2 separate regions of the Homo sapiens genome follow, and region 1 is linked to region 2. A link is an interaction called in ENCODE POLR2A ChIA-PET data of the cell type or tissue named here. Cell type or tissue: PC-9. All regions are shown on one strand. Each heading gives the region's core, and the rest is flanking DNA. Links, peaks and the distances in the headings are about the cores only. Region 1 overlaps ROR1 (receptor tyrosine kinase like orphan receptor 1). Region 2 overlaps ROR1 (receptor tyrosine kinase like orphan receptor 1).

What was found. Peaks named below come from ENCODE experiments on the same cell type or tissue, not always from the same donor. Only the 100,000 strongest peaks of a DNase experiment are listed, where the experiment ranks them.
Region 1: POLR2A ChIA-PET joins it to region 2 with 12 read pairs; 3 of 35 experiments call an interaction of 5 or more read pairs at or near these places.

The regions. Positions count from the first base shown.
Region 1 is chr1:63,940,835-63,949,979 of GRCh38, reverse strand. All of the region lies in intron 1 of ROR1 (receptor tyrosine kinase like orphan receptor 1), which reads right to left. Among named protein-coding and RNA genes, the nearest start is that of ROR1-AS1, 170 kb to the left of the region's middle. In PC-9, for the core only: no CTCF peak of the experiment used is centred there; no DNase peak of the experiment used is centred there.
Region 2 is chr1:64,002,978-64,012,122 of GRCh38, reverse strand. It overlaps ROR1 (receptor tyrosine kinase like orphan receptor 1), which reads right to left. Exons shown (of 9, transcript NM_005012.4): 2 at 2,747-2,818. Among named protein-coding and RNA genes, the nearest start is that of ROR1-AS1, 100 kb to the left of the region's middle. RefSeq lists an enhancer at 5,112-5,406. In PC-9, for the core only: no CTCF peak of the experiment used is centred there; a DNase peak (open chromatin) is centred at 5,202; H3K27ac peaks cover 3,384 bases.

The sequences.
Region 1 (9,145 bases), core at 510-8,509, 62 kb after region 2:
TCTTCAAGATACTTACAAAACGAAGGTCAAGACAACTGGACCAACCCAGAAAACACAAGTATGTTTACGAATGTCGTCTAATGAAAAATGAAAACATTCACCCCACCTCCACCCCACACAAACCATTTTCCTTGATTTGTACAAGTTAGGGCACTGGCTGGACAGGGGCATTCAAGAAGGAAAAACTACTGAAGTCTCAAGTTCCCGGGCTACCCCCTTTGAGAAACTTAAGCATGTCTGAAAATGGCATGAAACCTTTTCAATTTTGAGACAATCAAGCAGGAGACTGAAGGAGTAAATTACTAAGCCCTTTGCACCTGGAGGAATTATGGCACTTTCCAGACACATTCTGTGAATGTGGGCCAGCTCCTGGAGGAGTGAAGCAGAAAGAAAATAGCACCCGTAAAAAGGAAACCCTCCAGGTAAGCTTGGGAAAGCTGCTGGAACACTCTAAGCCTCTGTTTCTTAATTCACAAAATGGGCAGAAAACCAGGCTATCTCACAGAATGAAATAAGTTCAGGTTTCTACAGAAACATTATTCAAATGTGGCTGTTCTCCTGCCTATCCCAAGCCAGGCTCAAATCTTCCACCTTAATGGAAGCTTACCCCATTACCTCCACTCAGGCAAAAACCTTTCCTTCTCTGGGGGGTGGGGAATGGAGTGGGAAAAAAGAAAGTCATTGGTAAGAAGGTAAGGAGCAATAGGTAATCAGGAAAAATCACCTGATGAAATTGAATTCGGACCTGATTTCGTCTATTTTAGCCTTTCCTTTTTTCTTTTCCATGTCCCCGACTTGCCCTAACCCCTTTCTGTGCAAGCACTCACTCCTGCCTTCTTTATATGGAATGGTTCAGATGCCTGAGCGGGGCTTGAGGAAAGTACACCTGGCTCACTGCAGTTCTGCACAGCACACTGGAGCACATGTAGGGTAGCTCATTAAGCATATTGTACAATGTCACAGAACATATCATGAGTTATAATGTCATAGCAATGAAAAATTTACTGTGTGTCTTAGTTCAGGCTGGCATAACAGAATATCATAGACCGTGTGGCTTATACACAACAGAAACTTAAATCTCACAGTTTTGGAGCCTGGGAAGTCTAAGATCAAGGCACCAGCAGAGGCAGATTCAGAGTCCAGTAAGGCCTCGCTTCCTGGTTCATACAGGGCTTTCTTTTTGCTGTAAATCTCATGGCAGAAAGAATAAGGGAGCTTTCTGGGCCTTCTTTTATAAGGACACTAATCCAATTCAGAAGGGCTTTGTCCTCATGACCTAATCACCTTCCAAAGGCCCCATCTCCTAATACCATCATATTGGGGGTTAGGGTTTCAATATAAGAATCCGTGGCAGCAGAGAGTGGACACAAACATTCAGTCAGCATTATGTATGTTCACTGGTTTCCAAACTTCATGGCCATCTTCTTTACTGAACATCTACTAGGCATTAGGGTTGGTACTGGGAATATGGTGGTGAGCAAATGAGACAAAAATATCTGGCTTATACCCTCTGGAAGTATCAGATTTCCCATAATATTATCAATATCAGTTATCAGGAAAAGAAACTCTCTTCTTTCCATTGAACTTTATAGTTAAGTATAGCAATCTCCAAATGTTTGTAAATCAGTAAAAAAAAAAAAAAAATTGGACCACAAACCTCTATTATATATGTATATTTATTTATTCAGAACTTACATACATGAAGTTCTGTACTATTATAGTATCTATTGTAAAACATCTACATAAAATAGAAATGTGTAGAGGATAAGATAATTTCTTTTCATTGTTTGTTTGTTTTATTATCTCAGGGGATCAACTTGCACAGGTCTAGAACAGTGTGGACTGGCTAAATCAATTTTAAATTCCACGTCAGTAACTTACTACCTGTGTGACCTTGGCCAAGTGATCTAACGATTCTGTGCGGCAGTTTTCTCTGTAAAGTGGAGAAAACAGCAGTACCCAATGCAGTGTTACTGACAGGGTAAAAATGAGATAATTTAGGTAAAGTATTTATTCCTGGCATATTATAAACACTCATAATGACAGCAACTATTAGCAACATAATATTATTATTACTAAGTGGTATCTGTTCACCAGCATGATTTCAGAAGACAGATTGTGTGTCTCCTAATATGAAATCCTAAAGGGTGGAGGATAGGCTTCATTGGTATCAGGTATCAGGAGGGCCAAGGGTTCAAGACCCAACTGGGGATCATATTCTCCACTGTAACAGATGCAGGTAGGACATTATGTCATGTGGTATATGTTCCCATTATAAATCTTCTTGCTTTAGCCCCCAGGAAGGTCTTCTAGCTGACACCAGCTCACACAGGTCTCAGCTATCACCTCCCGCCGGCCACCCCACCTCCTTCACAGTAAGCCCTCTTGGTTGATGGGGAGCCTGCAGTGGAGCTGGCTGGTACATACATTACAGGTTATTAAAGGGCATGGAAAAATGCTCAGGCTTCAATGCAGACCCAAGAGCAGTTTTCAAATTTCCCTGTTTGGATGGGAATGCTTTAACACTGAAGTATGTTTTCCTTGGCAGAGGTACCCTCCATTAGATGCAATTTCTTCCTGACATTTCAAGAATTGTTTTATGTCTGTGTTCTCTATAAGGAGTATCCATGGAGGTCAGAACGGAAATTATAGTTCTAAGAATGCCATATTAGCATAGATGGTAATGCATAAGCCCCAAGCTAAATATCCCCATTCTGGCTAGCCTGCCAGTGCGATGATTAACAAGTTGGGCTGCCATACAGGGGACTGTACTGGGCGCGCTCCCGGACTGCTGCTCCTGGGCCAACATGGGCAACGTGTGTTTAGTCTATCAGAGTATTTACTCAGGACGCCAATCACCGTGGAACCGAGACAGCAGTCTGAGAGAGGACTCCCTGAATCCCCTGGAGAACACGGGTCAGGAGAAGTAGATCTATTTTTTCACAAGATTCCTTTCCCAGCCTAATGTAGCCTCCACTGGCAGGAAGGATTTGGTATGCTGGTGAATCATGGTAGCTTCAGGCAAACCTGACTGTGAAAGGTATGGCTTCAGAAGGGTCAGAGGTCTGGTGAAGCCTTACTCCCTCCGTTAGGAGCCAGGCATGTGGTGGTATCCACCACCTCAACCCTTGACAAGATCACGTCTGGCATTAGGATATCCTTTGTACCAGTTTTTCTGTCTTGGATCCAACATGCCTTGAGGAAGCAAGGATGACCTGTGCCTGTCACAGATATACAGAGCCTGGATGTAGAAGAAAGAGGCCATGATTTAGAATCTAAATACCTGAATTCAAATCCTACCTCTGACCCTTAATAGTCATATAAATCATCTCACCCCTCTGAGCCTCTGTTACTTCCTTTATATAGTGGAAATTATATCTTTCTTCAAAGATTGCCTTAAAAATTACATGACAAAAACAAAAGTTGAGGTATATGCTCAATTAGTATATGTTGAAAATTGATTTAGCCATTCCACACTGTACCTATATATCAAAACATATGTTGTACACCACAAAAACATTTTTTTAACTTGAATACATTCGATTCTGTGCCACTGTCAAACAAAGTTAGAGGCAATATAGCATAAATTAAGCAGACACAAAACTGGTTAAACAGACATTGGGGAAAAACGCTGGGGGAGGTTTTCAGAGATAGTTATATCTGGAAGATGTTCTCTTCCTGCCCAAATTTATACCCAAACCTTCTAGTCCCCTTGGCAGTAAAGCAGAGAGGAGGAACCAATAGCTATTTGATTAGGTTGAATATTATAGTGTGTGTGTCCTGAGAGAGAACTATGAGCCTCAAGCACCTGCCCAGAGCCACACACCAGCCAACAGAAGCAGTACCAAGCCAGGGATAAAGAAATGTCACAGAGGATGTGTCTGGGCTATGACAGCCAAACTTTAATGAGTGCAGGAGAGAAGCTGAGAATTCTCTGTAGCTGAAACAAACTTACTTCTGATAGCACAATTGCCTAGGAGGACCAGGAAGCATGGAAGAAAAGATCCGGCAGAACAAGAGGGAGATGATTCCTCTATGATCTGGCCTGGGGGCTCCCCAGTTCTCCAAAGTAGAGGGACTAAAATTATCACTAGCACCATGTTGCAGCTAGAGCAACCTATGAACTGCACCTTCTTGTATTTTTGCTAAGAATCTATTTAGTAAACTATATGTAATTCAATTGACAATATGTCTTGAATTTGTTTAACAAATCTCATGTGAGGAATAAAGTATAATGTTTAAGATCTATCACTTCAGAGATTAGAATGCAGAAGAGAAGGCAAGGCTCTAAGTCACCCAATTAAGGGCCAAATAAGTGTAGAACCAGGACAACCCTGCTGGGTATGTTTGATGTAGCAAGTAAAGGTATAAAAGGGAGGGAGAGTGGGAAAGTCGATCCAGGCAACAGTAGACTGATTCTGGTACTAGAAGGAAACAACATTAAACAATGGGTGAGCCTGCTCCCCAGAAATAGGCCATCTCTTCATCAGTGTTTTTCAAACTATAGGTCAGGGGACTGTACAACAGATCATTAAATCAATTCCATGGCTCTGCACCCACATAAAATGAAAGAAATGAAATGGACTAGTTTAAACTGCAATGAAATGGAAAATAATAAAAAATATTAGAGTGAATCACACACAGAAAATATTGTTCCGTGAAAGCTGTATTTACATGGGACTGAGTGTATTTACATGTTATTGCATGTGTATACCGAGATATGATCTTTTTTAGTTTAACAGTCAAAAAAGTTTTAAGTCCACTGCCTTATAGACCCTTAACAAGTCTCCAAGTGACACCGTTTGAAAACTACAGAGGACCATACTAATGTGGGTCGTTTTAACCTTTTCCCATAATTTGCATTCTCAGGCCTTCCAATATATTATCGCCTGGATGTTCGATGATTTTCAACCCTTCTTCCACAATATAATCTCCTGGGATATAAAAAATTACCAAAGCCCAGGTCACCCTGGATTCTAACTGGTCTGGGTGGGGCCTGACAAAAGGTATTTTTTTAACACTTCCCCAGGTAATTTTAATATGCAAGAGAGGTTGAGAGACACTGAATTAGGTCATTTTATCCTTATAACACCCCTGTGGGAAAAGCAGAGAAGAGATGATTATCCCAACTTTTCAGACAAGGAAATTAAGGCCCAAGGCAATTAGGAGATTTGGCCAAGGATGTATCCATGATGTCAGTGTCAGAGCTGGGTGAGAAGCCAGGTCTCCTGACTCTGCATCCAGAGCACCCTCATCCCATGAACCACACTCACAATTTTATCCAACATCTTTCCATTTAAAACAAGGAGACCACTGAGAGGATAGAAGAAAAATGATTAGAATTTCAGCATTTCTTTGCACAATCATTCTCAGAAATGCATCAACAAATACAAGTTCCTCCTTACTGGAATAACGAAATAGACCACTTAAGTAAATCAAACCATTTGACATAGGCTAAGAGAGCTATTGATACTAGTTTGCCTGTCTCCAAGGAACAAAATACTGAAAGGCAAGGGCTTAAAATGAATGAAAATGTATCCAATGCACAATCAAATGAAAATGCTGTGGGCCCATGGCCAGGGATTATCTGCCGATTGGATCTCTTTCCGCACCCTAAATTTAACCAGCTGGGATTCTTTTTTTTCTTCTTCCTTTTTTTGTGAAGTGTCATCTTTTTCAACCTTCTGAAAGGAAGAGATTTTCCTTTTAATGGGAAATCTGTATTTCATCATAAAGATGAACACAACGTGCTTGGTTTAGCCAATCTCCTGGGAAGTAGGTTCTTTGTGTATCAAATGCTTGGCATAAAAGACTCACATTCCAGCAAGTTTATTTCAGGCATGAGAGACTAGAAGCATATATCTGTGGAATTTAAGGTATAATCTCACCTCCATTCCCAACATGCTAATAATACTTTATATTCCTAGATCATTCAACTGCTTTCACAAATCAATATAATCTCTAAATTTCCAAGCAATGAATGAAGTCTCCAAAATGCAATGAGTAAATGAAGGTGATGCTATGTTGTGTATGTGTGTGTATGTGTGTGTGCCTGTGTGCAGAAAAGACAGAGACGAAAGAATAAACTCTGGTATTTACAGTGATTATGTCTGAGCTGTATTATTGGTTTCTCTCTTTTCTTTTTGTTTGCATTATCATAACTTTTCTATAACAAATACTTAGTACTTTGCATCTTAGAAGAAAATTATTTTAATGGGAAAAGAACAATAATAAATCACAAGTGAAAATTAGGAATGCCTCTACCTATAATCAAATGACAAAGTCAAGGTTCTCTCTGCAAATGTGACCAGCCAGCTTGGTGGCGGGGAGCAGTTAACCACATGGCTCCACCTCCAGCCTGCAGAGACAGAGCTCTCACCCGGTATCTGCTCTGCTAATGCCAGCAGTTACCAGATGAGCTTTTTTCCCTTCCTGGGCCTGGGGAGAATGGCTCTCCAGGAAGGACTTGGAGACCACACTGGTGAGGGACCAGTGGAGCTGGGTTCCTCTACGGACTTCCTAAAGAGCAAGGCTGTGAAGCACAGGGGCTTGCCCTGAGCTGTATCCAAGCTGAGACCAATTGCTCTAACCTGGGAAGGGTAATTTGAGTTTGGGTGTCGGTGCCTGGGCTGAGGTTTAGCCTTCCCTTGGGCTTCACTCAAGGATTGCTACAGAGGAGCAACCATTCCCACAGTTCAACAAGCAGCCTTGGGATCATCTCTCAGGCTGAGTGAGTTGTGGCACAATGGGAGTCTGAAGTTTGAAAAGATAAAGGAATCCAGGAAGGAGGTGTCATCTGTGTACCTATTCATTCATTCAATATGTCCTGAGTAGCTCATAGGCATGGCTGCTGCACTTAATCTTTTTTTTTTTTTTTTTTTTTTTTAAAGACAGGGTTTTGCTCTGTTGCTCAGGCTGGAGTGCAGCGGTGGTGTAATCACAGCTTGCTGCAGTCTCTACCTCCTGGGCTCAAGTGATCCTCCCACTTCAGCCTCCTGAGTAGCTGGGACAATCGTCACGCTCCACCATGCCTGGCTAATTTTATTATTTTTTGTAGAGATAGAGTCTCACTGTATTGCCCAGGCTGCTCTCGAACTCCTGGGCTCATATGATCTTCTGGCCTCAGCTTCCCAATCTGCTGGAATTACAGGCATAAGCCACCATGCCAAGCCAACTTTATCATTTATTTTGCAGATTACACAAAATGCCCAGCGGTGGGGAAGAGTAGGAGGTAGAATATAGCTTCGTTGCCAAGCTGTGCCTCCTAAAAGAGAAATGTAACCCTCCAAGGACAGGGTGTCTTTTCTTCACATACTGGTATCTGCTGCACAGCTCTCCTCCCTGCAAAGCTTTTTCTAAAAGGAACCGCCTTTTTCTAAATTTCACCAAAGTGAGAGACGGGCTAGCAATGGCCCTACTCCTAAGGCCATGCATCATACAGAGCAATAAGGACACAAAGATGAAAATGGCGTGGCTCTTGCCCTTAAGAAAATCTAAGTGGAGGCACTTAAGTAAAATAAGTCATCACAAATATGAAAAAAAAATGGTACATAAAAATCATAATAGACACTAAAGAGGAGAAACACCTGGTTAAAAGTAGTATTAACATTATACACAAGGAAATGTTCAGAAGGAAAGATAAGAACAAAAAGACAAAGGAGAAGGAGAAGAATCATGACCATTTGTTAAATACCTCTTCTCTGCCAGGATTGTTTTTATCAAACATGGGAACCAAGGCTCAGAAAAGCTGAATGTAGAGACTGAAGAAAGAGTGAAGATTCTAGGTCAGGTCCTTTTAGTTGCAGAGCCCTTACACTTTCTAAACACTCTTTCCCACCATTCATTCTATAGACATTTATCAGGTCTGCACCAGACCGTGCCAGGCAGGGTGCTGGGCACAGGAGAAAAAGGTTTCACTGGAGGGCTCTGGCTGAGAGCATAAACTGAGAGTAGAATGCCTGAATTTGAATCTTCACTCTGCCTCCCCTTCTTGCCACGGTTTCCTCCTCTGTAAAATGGAGATAATTTTGTAAGGGTTAAATGAGATAACGCATGTAAAGTACTTAGAACAGTGTCTGGCACCCGGAGGCTCATGAGTACTATTCAAGCTGGAGTACTATGTAAGTGTCAGATATGATTATTACTTTTTAAGGCTAGCCAAGATGTTATTATTAATGGTACTGGTAGTAGTAGTATCATCTCCTCATGGTTTATAAACACAAGTGTCTAATACATAGAAGGGAACAAAGCCTTATGATCCATACAAAGCCCTGGAGGTATGGAAGGGTTTAGATGAAAATGTCACAGCTATGTCTACACATCTTTGCAGTTAGAATACCTGTCATGCACACAACCCTATAATGCAAAAAGAACTGATATTATGTTATCCCCACTTGAAAGGCAAGGAAACTGAGGGTTAGAAAGGCTCAGTGACTTGTCCAAAGTAAGACAGCTAAGTGGTGGCAGACAGCCGGGCTCCATTTATTTACTGTACTCCAATACTTAAAAAACCTTTTACTTTGAAATTATTTCAAACTTAGAGAACAATCCAGACAACGCCAGAGTAATCCAGACAACTCCTATATATCCTTTATCTACCCAGACTTGTGAATTTCAACATTTCAGCACAGCTGTATCATTCTGTGTGTGTATTTATTTTTTCTGAACTACAGATGAATAAGTTGCATATACCATATCCCTTTGCCCCTTAATATTTCAGTATGTATTTTTAAATATATGTGTATAATATTTATATATATCTAATCCAGAGGCCATATCCCAGTTTTTTCAATTGTTTCAATAATGTACTTCAGAGCATTTGTTTTTTCTACCCTCCAGCACAAAACCCAGTCCAGGGTTACCCATTGCATTTAGTGACCATGTCTCTTTAGTCTCCTTTAACTTAGAACAGTTCCTCAGCCTTTGCTTTTCATGACATTGGCCTATGACAAATACAGGACAGTTATTATGTGGAATGTTCTTCACTCAGTTTGCTTGATATTTCCTCCTGATTAAATTCGGGTTACGCAGTGTTGGTCAGAATACTACACAAATGATGCTGTGCCCTTCCCAGTGCATCACGTACCTGCATCTGGACACCTGGATGCCTTGTGATGTCCATCTGCTTCTCATTCATGATATTAAC
Region 2 (9,145 bases), core at 804-8,803:
CTCAAAGATCATTGTACTAGTATTGAACTTGTTCTTCATTTCTGGAACCTAGGGATTTCACCTCTTTGTGTACCAGCTTGGCAATGGATTATTTTCTTCATTGTATATTTCACTAGTATCTCTCTGTGATTGGAAGAAGTGTCTCTTGAAAGCTCAATCTACCAAATTGACCAGAAGGCTTTGATTATGCATTTAGCTATCAGTCTTTCCAAATAGTCTCTGAGTTCATGGAGGACAGGGGCCTTTGCCTGGTTTATCTTTATATCCTAATTTTCATAGAGTTCCTAGACCAGAGTAGGAATCGATAAGGTTTTGATCAACAAATGATCTTCCTCTCTCATTCAAAATGGAAATTAAAGAATATACACTAATTACCTTCTAGAGAAAGATGATGCCAAGCATCCTCGTACCTCCAGAAAGCCATCCATACTCTCTGGAAGTCTGTGTTGAACAAATAAAGGAGTCTGGGGCCTGCCTTTATCCTTCCCTTCAGCCAGCAGGTTCATACTATTGACACCACTACTTTCTTAATGGGCAACTACTACTAATTACAGTGCTGGTCTGGTAGAAATTCCAAGTCTGGCAGGCTGGGTTCTAGACTGCTGGCTCTGCTGCCTTTCTTAGCACACATTGATGCTTTTCTATTGCCATAACTGGAATCTGATCAATAACATGCAGTGTGCAATGATATAATTTTTCTGTTGGCACCATAAGGAACTTGCAGAATAAGTTCACAAAAAAGCACCCAGCACAGTGCCTGGCACAGAGCAGGTACTAAGTTAATGTTCAGGGTCTTTTATTTCTTCTTTTCCATTAAACATATTCTATAAATATTTGTTGAAAATCTGCTTTCTAGGCATTGTGGTTGATGCTGGAGGTGGAGAGGAGTAACATGGAGTGCCTGATTTAATATTTAATAGAAAAATAATGTCAGGTCAAATTTGGCAATAGAAAAAATATTCTAAATGTCCTTTGATTTAAGGTGAAAAGACATCTCACTTCATTCCACCATCCTAAAGTGCCTAGTAAAGTATAACCAGCAAAATAACTTCACCCATTGCTGTTTTATAAAATAAACTTATCTCTTCTCAGAGAGGAAATACAACTTACAGTGAATGTATTAGTAGATGTATTAGTTTGTTCTCATGCTGCTATAAAGAACTGCCCAAGACTGGGTAATTTATAAAGGAAAGAGGTTTAATTGACTCACAGTTCTACATGGCTGGGGAGGTCTCAGGAAAGTTACAATCATGACAGAAGGCACCTCTTCACAGGGCGGCAGGGGAGAGAATGAGTGCCCAGCGAAGGAGGAAGCCCCTTATAAAACCATCAGATCTCATGAGAACTAACTCATTATTATGAGAACAGGATGGGGGAAACCACCCTCATGATTCAATTATCTCCACCTGGTCCCTCTCACAACACGTAGGGATTATGGGAACTACAATTCAAGATGAGATTTGGGTGGGGACACAACCAAACTATGTCAGTAGACAATAGAGAGCTAATCATAAAAGACCATTTATGACAATGACTTTTGAGCTCCCTTTACCACTGTAATCTCAGAACCTTGAATCATGCCTGAACTAAAGTAGAAACTCAGTAAGTTTGCTGAATGTATTTGCACACAAATATGTATGGCTATGGCTTCTCACCAGGTAAGATGTGACTCATCATTCCACACACATTTATTGAGAATTTCCTACAAATAAGAGTTTGTGCTAGATTTTGTGATGGAGACCAAAAAAAAAAAAAAGTAAGATAGAAACCCTCCTACAAGGAACTTCTAAGCTTAAGGGTGAGATAAGTATATAAATCACCATAACATCATATAGAAAATGTGAAGAGAAGAACAGAGAAGAAAGAGAGCTATGGGAGTTTCAAAGAGGGAAAGGCCACTTCCAGCTGGAGGGATTAGACAAGACTGGATAATGTAAATTTTATGCTTGGTCTTGAGGGAGAAGTAATTTGTTGCCTTGCAAAAGGGGGAGAATGAGTATTGGCAAAGAAGAGAAGGCAATCCAGGTGAAAAGGTGAGAGCAGAGAGGCAGAAAAGCACAGGATGTATAAGAAGAAATCGAAATTTGGCTGGAAATGCATAAAGGGGAATAAAGATAACTAAGGCTAGAAAGGTAGATTGAGCCAGACTGCAGAGGTTTTGAATGTGTCCTGATGTACCACTCCAGGACATAGGGTCTTTATAAAATACCCAATGCTTAACATATGGCGGGGCTTAATTAATGCTAAACAACAATCTCCTAGCAGAAACCTGTTCCCCACGTGCACAAAGGAAGCTGCCATCCTTATGCACAGGCAATTACAAACATTCCAGATACTCGGTCCTGAACCCTGCAAGCACATCAAATGCTCATCGTGAAAGGTCACCGAGCAAACAGCTCTGATGAATCCTGGCTTGGGCTGAATCAAATCCCCTAAATAAGATCCACTAGATGTAGTGTCAGAAAGGTCAGAAATGACCCTATTTCACATCTTGAAGCATTTTTACCATGTGGAACATTTTAGAGGAAGAAGAAAAAGGAACGAGGGGGGGAAAGAAACTCTCCAGAAATAATAGAATCCCAAGTAATTCAATGTTAAATGATCACAAAGTAAGCTGGGGATTTATTTTGGCCCCCACCTCCTTGCAGTGATCTGAAAAACAGTTGATTTCAAAGAAGGTCATGCCAGGATTAAAAACAGTTCCACACCTCTTTCCTCGCCTCCCCTGTGTGCCCCCACTGTGTACCTTTGTTGAGTTCACTTGAGATGTTCCATGATGAGGTAGGCACTAATTCAGCACTGACTGACAGCTCTGTTTCTGAAAAGAAAAAGAAGGGAAGGGAGAAAGACAAGGGCAATATTAAATATAGTAATTTATAGGCTGTTAGAAGCATTAGAGGAGATTTCCAAAGGGCCTGCCTTTGGAGAGAGACCACGGCAATCCCATAGCTTATTAGACTGGAATGGTGGCTCTAGATGCCAGTAGAGGCGCCTGCATTTTAGATGCCATCCAAATGAACAATCTATTGGCCAGATTTGAAGATTTTTACTTCAAAACACTGGCTTGAAAATTAAAATGTAAAATATTACATTAACCCTCTCAACATCACTTACCACCAGAGAAATGCAAATCAAAACCACAATGAGATGCCATCTCATACTAGTCAGAATGGCTATCATTAAAAAGTCACGCTGGGCACAGTGGCTCACACCTGTAATACCAGCACTTTGGGAGGCCGAGGCAGGTGGATCACAAGGTCAGGAGTTCGAGACCAGCCTGACCAACATGATGAAACCCCGTCTCTACTAAAAATACAAAAATTAGCCCTGCCTGGTGGCATGCACCTGTAATCCCAGCTACTCAGGAGGCTGAGGCAGGAGAATCGCTTGAACCTGGGAGGCGGAGGTTGCAGTGAGCTGAAATGGTGCCACTGAAATCCAGCCTGGCTGACATAGCGAGACTCCATCTCAAAAAAAACAAAAAAAGTCAAAAAATAACAGATGCTGGCAAGGATGCAGAGAAAACGGAATGCTAATACACTGTTGGGGGAATGTAAATTAGTTCCACCACTGTGGAAAACAGTTGGGAGATTTCTCAAAGAGCTAAAAATAGACCTACCATTCAACCCAGCAATCACATTACAAGGTATATACCCCAAAGAAAATAAATTATTCTACCAAAAAGACACCTGCATCATATGTTCATCACAGCACTATTCATAATAGCGAAGACATGGAATCAACCTAGGTGCCCATCAACAGAGGACTGGATAAAGAGAATGTGGTACATATATACCATGGAATACTATGTAGCCATAAAAATAATGAAATCATGTCCTTTGTAGCAACATGGATGCAGATGGAGGCCATTAGCCTAAGTGAATTAACAGAGAAGCAGAAAACCAAATATCATGTGTTCTCACTTATAAGTGGGAGTAAAATCATAGGTACCATGGATAGGAGCAATAGACACTGGAATTACAAAAGGATAGAGGGAGTGGGGCAAGGGTTGAAAAACTACCTATTGGGTAGTATGTTCACTATCTGGGTGATGGGATCAATGGAAGCCCAAACCTCAGGATCATGCAATATACTCTCACAACAAGCCTGTACATGTACCCTCTGAATCTAAAATAAAAATGGAAATTGCAAAAAAAAAAAAAAAAGAACAAGGGCAAAATACACCTCGCCCCTAAAATACTACATTAACAAGAAAACAAATCTGCAGAAATGACCACACATAATCAAACATAAACTCCTTTTCTTGTTGAAAGACCAGTCTTAGACTAATAAATTTAATAGCCTTCCTAAGGAAGAACAACATTGCTCCTGTAACTAATTTCACTGGTCGTGTTTGGAATTGTTACCATTTCTGTGAATAGAGAAATTCGTTTCTCTACATTGGAATTTTAGGTCAAGACAAATGAAAGCTAAGTATTTGAATATAGAGAGTCATTTGTGGTAAATAACTTAAAATATAATTTTCAAAGCCATCATGAATCAAAGCAAACATACAAATCAATAATCTAAAGGACATAATACACTATGAAGTACTTATGGACTGTTAGAAGTACTTACGGGCTGTTAAAACTCTTTAATAATAGACTGTAATATACAAATAATCTTGGTTGTTGTTCTTGTTTTTTGAAAATTTAATCCACGCTACTAATATATTGTAATGGGGTTATACTAACCTCCCCTCAGGCTATGTCTACACACACACACACACACACACACACACACACTCAGAACATTACTAGAGAATATTAGGGCTGGACAGGACCTTAGAGGACCCAGGGTCATTAGCTATAAGGCATACAAGTTGTCAATCCCTCCTACTTCAATCCAGTGTAGGCATCTTTAATCAATTATGGCTCTGTTTACCTGTTAAGCCTGGGATCTGTCGTAGAGTCCTTTAAGCACAGTGCTCTAGGTAGCCACTAAAAATTGATCTGAGATAGAATGCAGGATGAACTTTATTAAGTGGAAGAATTGCAATTCAAACCCAGGTCTCTTTGACTCTAGCACTCCACACCTTCTGGCAGCCCATGCTGACCAGTACTCAAGCCTGTAAAACCTGGCTTTTTTTTTTCACCTTACCTCTGGCCTCACCTTTTCACAGAGATAAGCACATTTTTCGTATTTCCATATTTACTGATGGTGACTGTCTGCCAAATGGCCACATGTCATCGTCACTGACTAAGCTTGAACAAGAACAGGATGTTGACTCACTGAGACCTTGCAAAGGCATACTTCTAGTTTATCTCCCTGCCACAGCAGAGACAAAAGGATTGTTTGGTTTGTGCAGACCTCCTTGGCTTACCTCTTTCCTAGTCCTAGAAGCAGGTGGGAAAGAAGTAGATGAACCACACATACCCTCCCCACCTACAGTGGCCCTGGTTTCCTCCAACGTCCTGAGCCAAAAATAGCATAGACTCTTTCAAGGGGACCAGATGTCAGATAGGCAGTATGGCAGGGATCTTAATTCCAAAATATGAAAACAAAAAGAAAATTTTACCCAAGTAGGAGAAATGCTTACTACAAAGCCACAGTGGAAAGCAGTGCTTCTGTTATCAACCTCTTGTTTGGGGAACGGGTATTTCGTGCAGGTGCTTTCCCCAGAAGAGCTAATTGTCTACATTTCAGGGCCCTCCACATATGACTCCAACCCCAACTCCAGTCTGAGCCCCATGCTGCTGCCACCCACTTTGGCTCTTTCAATAATGACAGCCCTTGTTTTCAGTAGTATGGACTGCTGCGGTTCACCTATGAAAAGGCTCATCAAACACCCCGACACCCAGACTTCAGGGAGCTTGGGAATAGAAGGTTGGCAGCCAAGGCGGCATTTCAGGGAAGGAAGCATAGGTTGGAAAGTGGTGGGATTAAAATGAACCTTGACAGCATTTACATGCAATATTTTCATAGCTTCATCTTACTGCTGCTCACAGCCAGAAATATAGTTTCATTTTACAGTGTTAATTTTATAGACAGTTAGCTATATGTCACTTGGTTTTTCCAAGCTGAGTTGAATTGCTGATTGAATATAATTTGGGACCAATGACAAATGAATAGATTCTTGGCACTGCTAACACTGAAATTGTTCCCCACGTGTCCCTGGACACTAATTACCACTCAGTTCTTGGGCTGTAGCAAAGATAATTTCAATTCGCAAGCTCATTAAGTGATTGTGCTGATTCTGGGGAGTTTTGTTCTCAACTTCAAGATCCATTCCTTTAGATAACCACGTGTTCAGCTTCTCAGATAAAATGATAATAAAAACAGATAAAATATTTTAAAATATGAATAACTTCCCTGAAAAATAATATCTTCCAAGGCCATATTTTTTTAAAATAAAGGCTGATTATTTTATGTAGAAAGTTGAATATTAATAATCTCCCCTCACAAAGTGATGTTTAATAAGCTTTTTTTCTTCACTGAAAGGAAAACTGAAGTTTAAGTGAGAAAAATCAAGCACATCTCAGCTGAACTCCATCAATTCCATGGCCACCAGTGGCTTCAGAGAGAGACACGGCCACAAGTTTTGACCCTGTAGGATCTCCACTGATGGATTCCTATTCGCCTCACCACTGGCAAAAGCATGAGACATTTCCAGGTATATTTACCACCAGCCTGGCAGCCTCTCTTCACCAAAAGCATTATGGTAATAGCAAATGTGTATGTGCCATTTAGAAGACAGTAGACTATTTAATGGAAATACACACCAGATTTTAACACTACTATCTGACACTTATTAATTTTGTGATCATGAGAAAGTTACTGAACATCATTTAACTTCTATTTTCTCATCCATAAAATGGGAGCAGCAAAGGACTGAGGTAATGATTAACTAATGGACCAAAAGACTCCTGTACAGTGTCCAGCATAGAGACTCAAGGGCTTTCATACCTCTCCTTTGTCTAGTAAGGCAGACAGTGGCCATCCTCTGCATGGATGTACTTGGTTAGCTACTAAGTCACTGTCTGTATTTGAAATAACACATTTACCATGCTCTTAGAAAGACACTGCATTTCACATGCCTCACTAATCCAAGCCAGTCTTTTCATTTTGTGAGGTTTTCCTGAATTGGTCACCAGTTCTCTAAGAACATAAGTGTTTTTATATGGTTTTATCCAATTTGAGCAAACCAAGCATGTTTTAGAAAACTCCAACCCTTATCTTTCTCGACCTCTTTTAGGAGGGCAAACCTCAAAAGCTATTCTCCTCCCGATTTGATCAATAGGGGCTATTATCTTTGCAGTTTCTCGGAGGATTGACTTTTTGGCACTGATTCTGCAAACCATAAGGTTTTGGTATTTAAGCCTCAACAGTGGGAGTGTTATTTGGAAGGAAGGAAAAAGTAAGCCTTGAATCCTCCTCATTGATAAAAGCCTGTGCTCTCCGAAAGGATTACTGGTTCATCTCAGCAGTTGGCAGGTAAAGACCCAACATTCACAGGATGTGGAGGCCCTTCCAAGAAGCTCCCAGCCATGCCACATCCTGTATCCCCGATTCAGTGATGCGTGAGGTTACACAGGCATGCGCATACTCACAAGACCAGCGGCCAGCCCAGTAGCTGCAAAGGCTGAATGCAAGAGAAGCAAGTGGCTACCCCACTGCCTTTCTTGACCACTCACTGAGTCCTAGAATGTTATAACTGGGTGGGCCCTCAAGGCCCAAGACATATTTATCAAATTATATTCTTTGGATCCATGGGATTTTTTGGAGCTATTTATAGAGGAACATAAGAGGATTTGGGGTTCCAGAGGACAAGAGTACAGGCTCTAGACCCTCCTTCAAAAGGAACAACTCTACTTTTATCTATTTTATATATTGTTGTGTTTACAGGTACTGTGGAAAATGCCCCAATGTTTTAAACAATTGTTTAAAACATTATGTCATACAATCTCCTCATTTTTCAGAGGAAGCAAGTGAGGCCCCTGGTAGGGAAGTGGCTTCGCCAAAATCACAGAAGTTCTAAGATAGAGCCAGACTTTAGAGGTGGCTCAAAAGGAAATACATGCTGACTTCTCACTGAGCTGCATGTTCTGCCGTGTATAGCCATAAGATGTGGTATGTATTCTCAGAGGCCGAGCTTTGAGAGACACTCAAGGAATTTCCAAGCAGCCAGGGTCAGTCACATAGAAGGGGCACACTTTCTTCCTATGGTAAAAGAAGGCCTCCACTTGTGATCATTTGGAGGGTGGCGGGAAAACAGTCAAAGATGCTGATGGCTTTGAGACTGTTGGTTTTCAGTGTTACTTTAGATGTTGTTTGGTGAAGGCTTTTAGCCCTGTTTCTTTCCTCTCCCTAGTGCCTCAATGGAGACGCCCATAGCCAGGTAAATCACCTCAACCAAAGGCGCCTGTTTGGAAAAGTAAGAGTCTGCTGTAACTTAAAAGGACAGGCAGGCTACATTCCCCAGTAGTGCAAGGTCAGTCAACCTGAGCCATGCTCTAGCCCTAGGCTCACAATTGCCCCACATCTGGGGTCCTGAAGGAGGGGGCCTCTCCACACTAGGGACTCGGCTGACTTACTGAGGAGAGAGAAAATTTGGAGTTTTCTTCATCCTATATGGGATAGTCAGGACTGGAAAGTACTATGCTCAATGTCTACAAGGATCTTCTAGTCCTCAGTGACCTCAAATTTGGATTTCTGATGCAATCTCTAAATGAAGTTATCAATATAGTCACAAAGAAAGAAGATGGCACAATCCTGCAACTTTAAACCCCTGCTCAATTACCCAGTCACACTACCTATATTGCAGTACGAAATCACTTTTTAACCATGTAATTACATTGTAATCAGCATAATTCTTATATATGTGATGAATCCATTACTTTGTTGAAGAAAAATTCATAATATATCAAAATTTGTGCTATTATTTGTATTGTTATATGGTGAGATCTGCAGGAAAAAAAAGAAAAAGAAAAAAAAGGAAGGAAAAGGTGCCTAGGTTTTGTCAAAGTCCAAAAGACTCTGCTTGTGCTCAGAGATCTTCTCAACCGTCAACAGTCTATAAGGTAGGTACCTTTATTATCTTCATTTTATGATTGATGAACCTGAGGCAGAATGAAGGCAGCTGCCCAATCAGCTTGTCAGGGTAGGGAGGGGGATCATCATCAAATCCAGGAAGACTGAGGGCAAA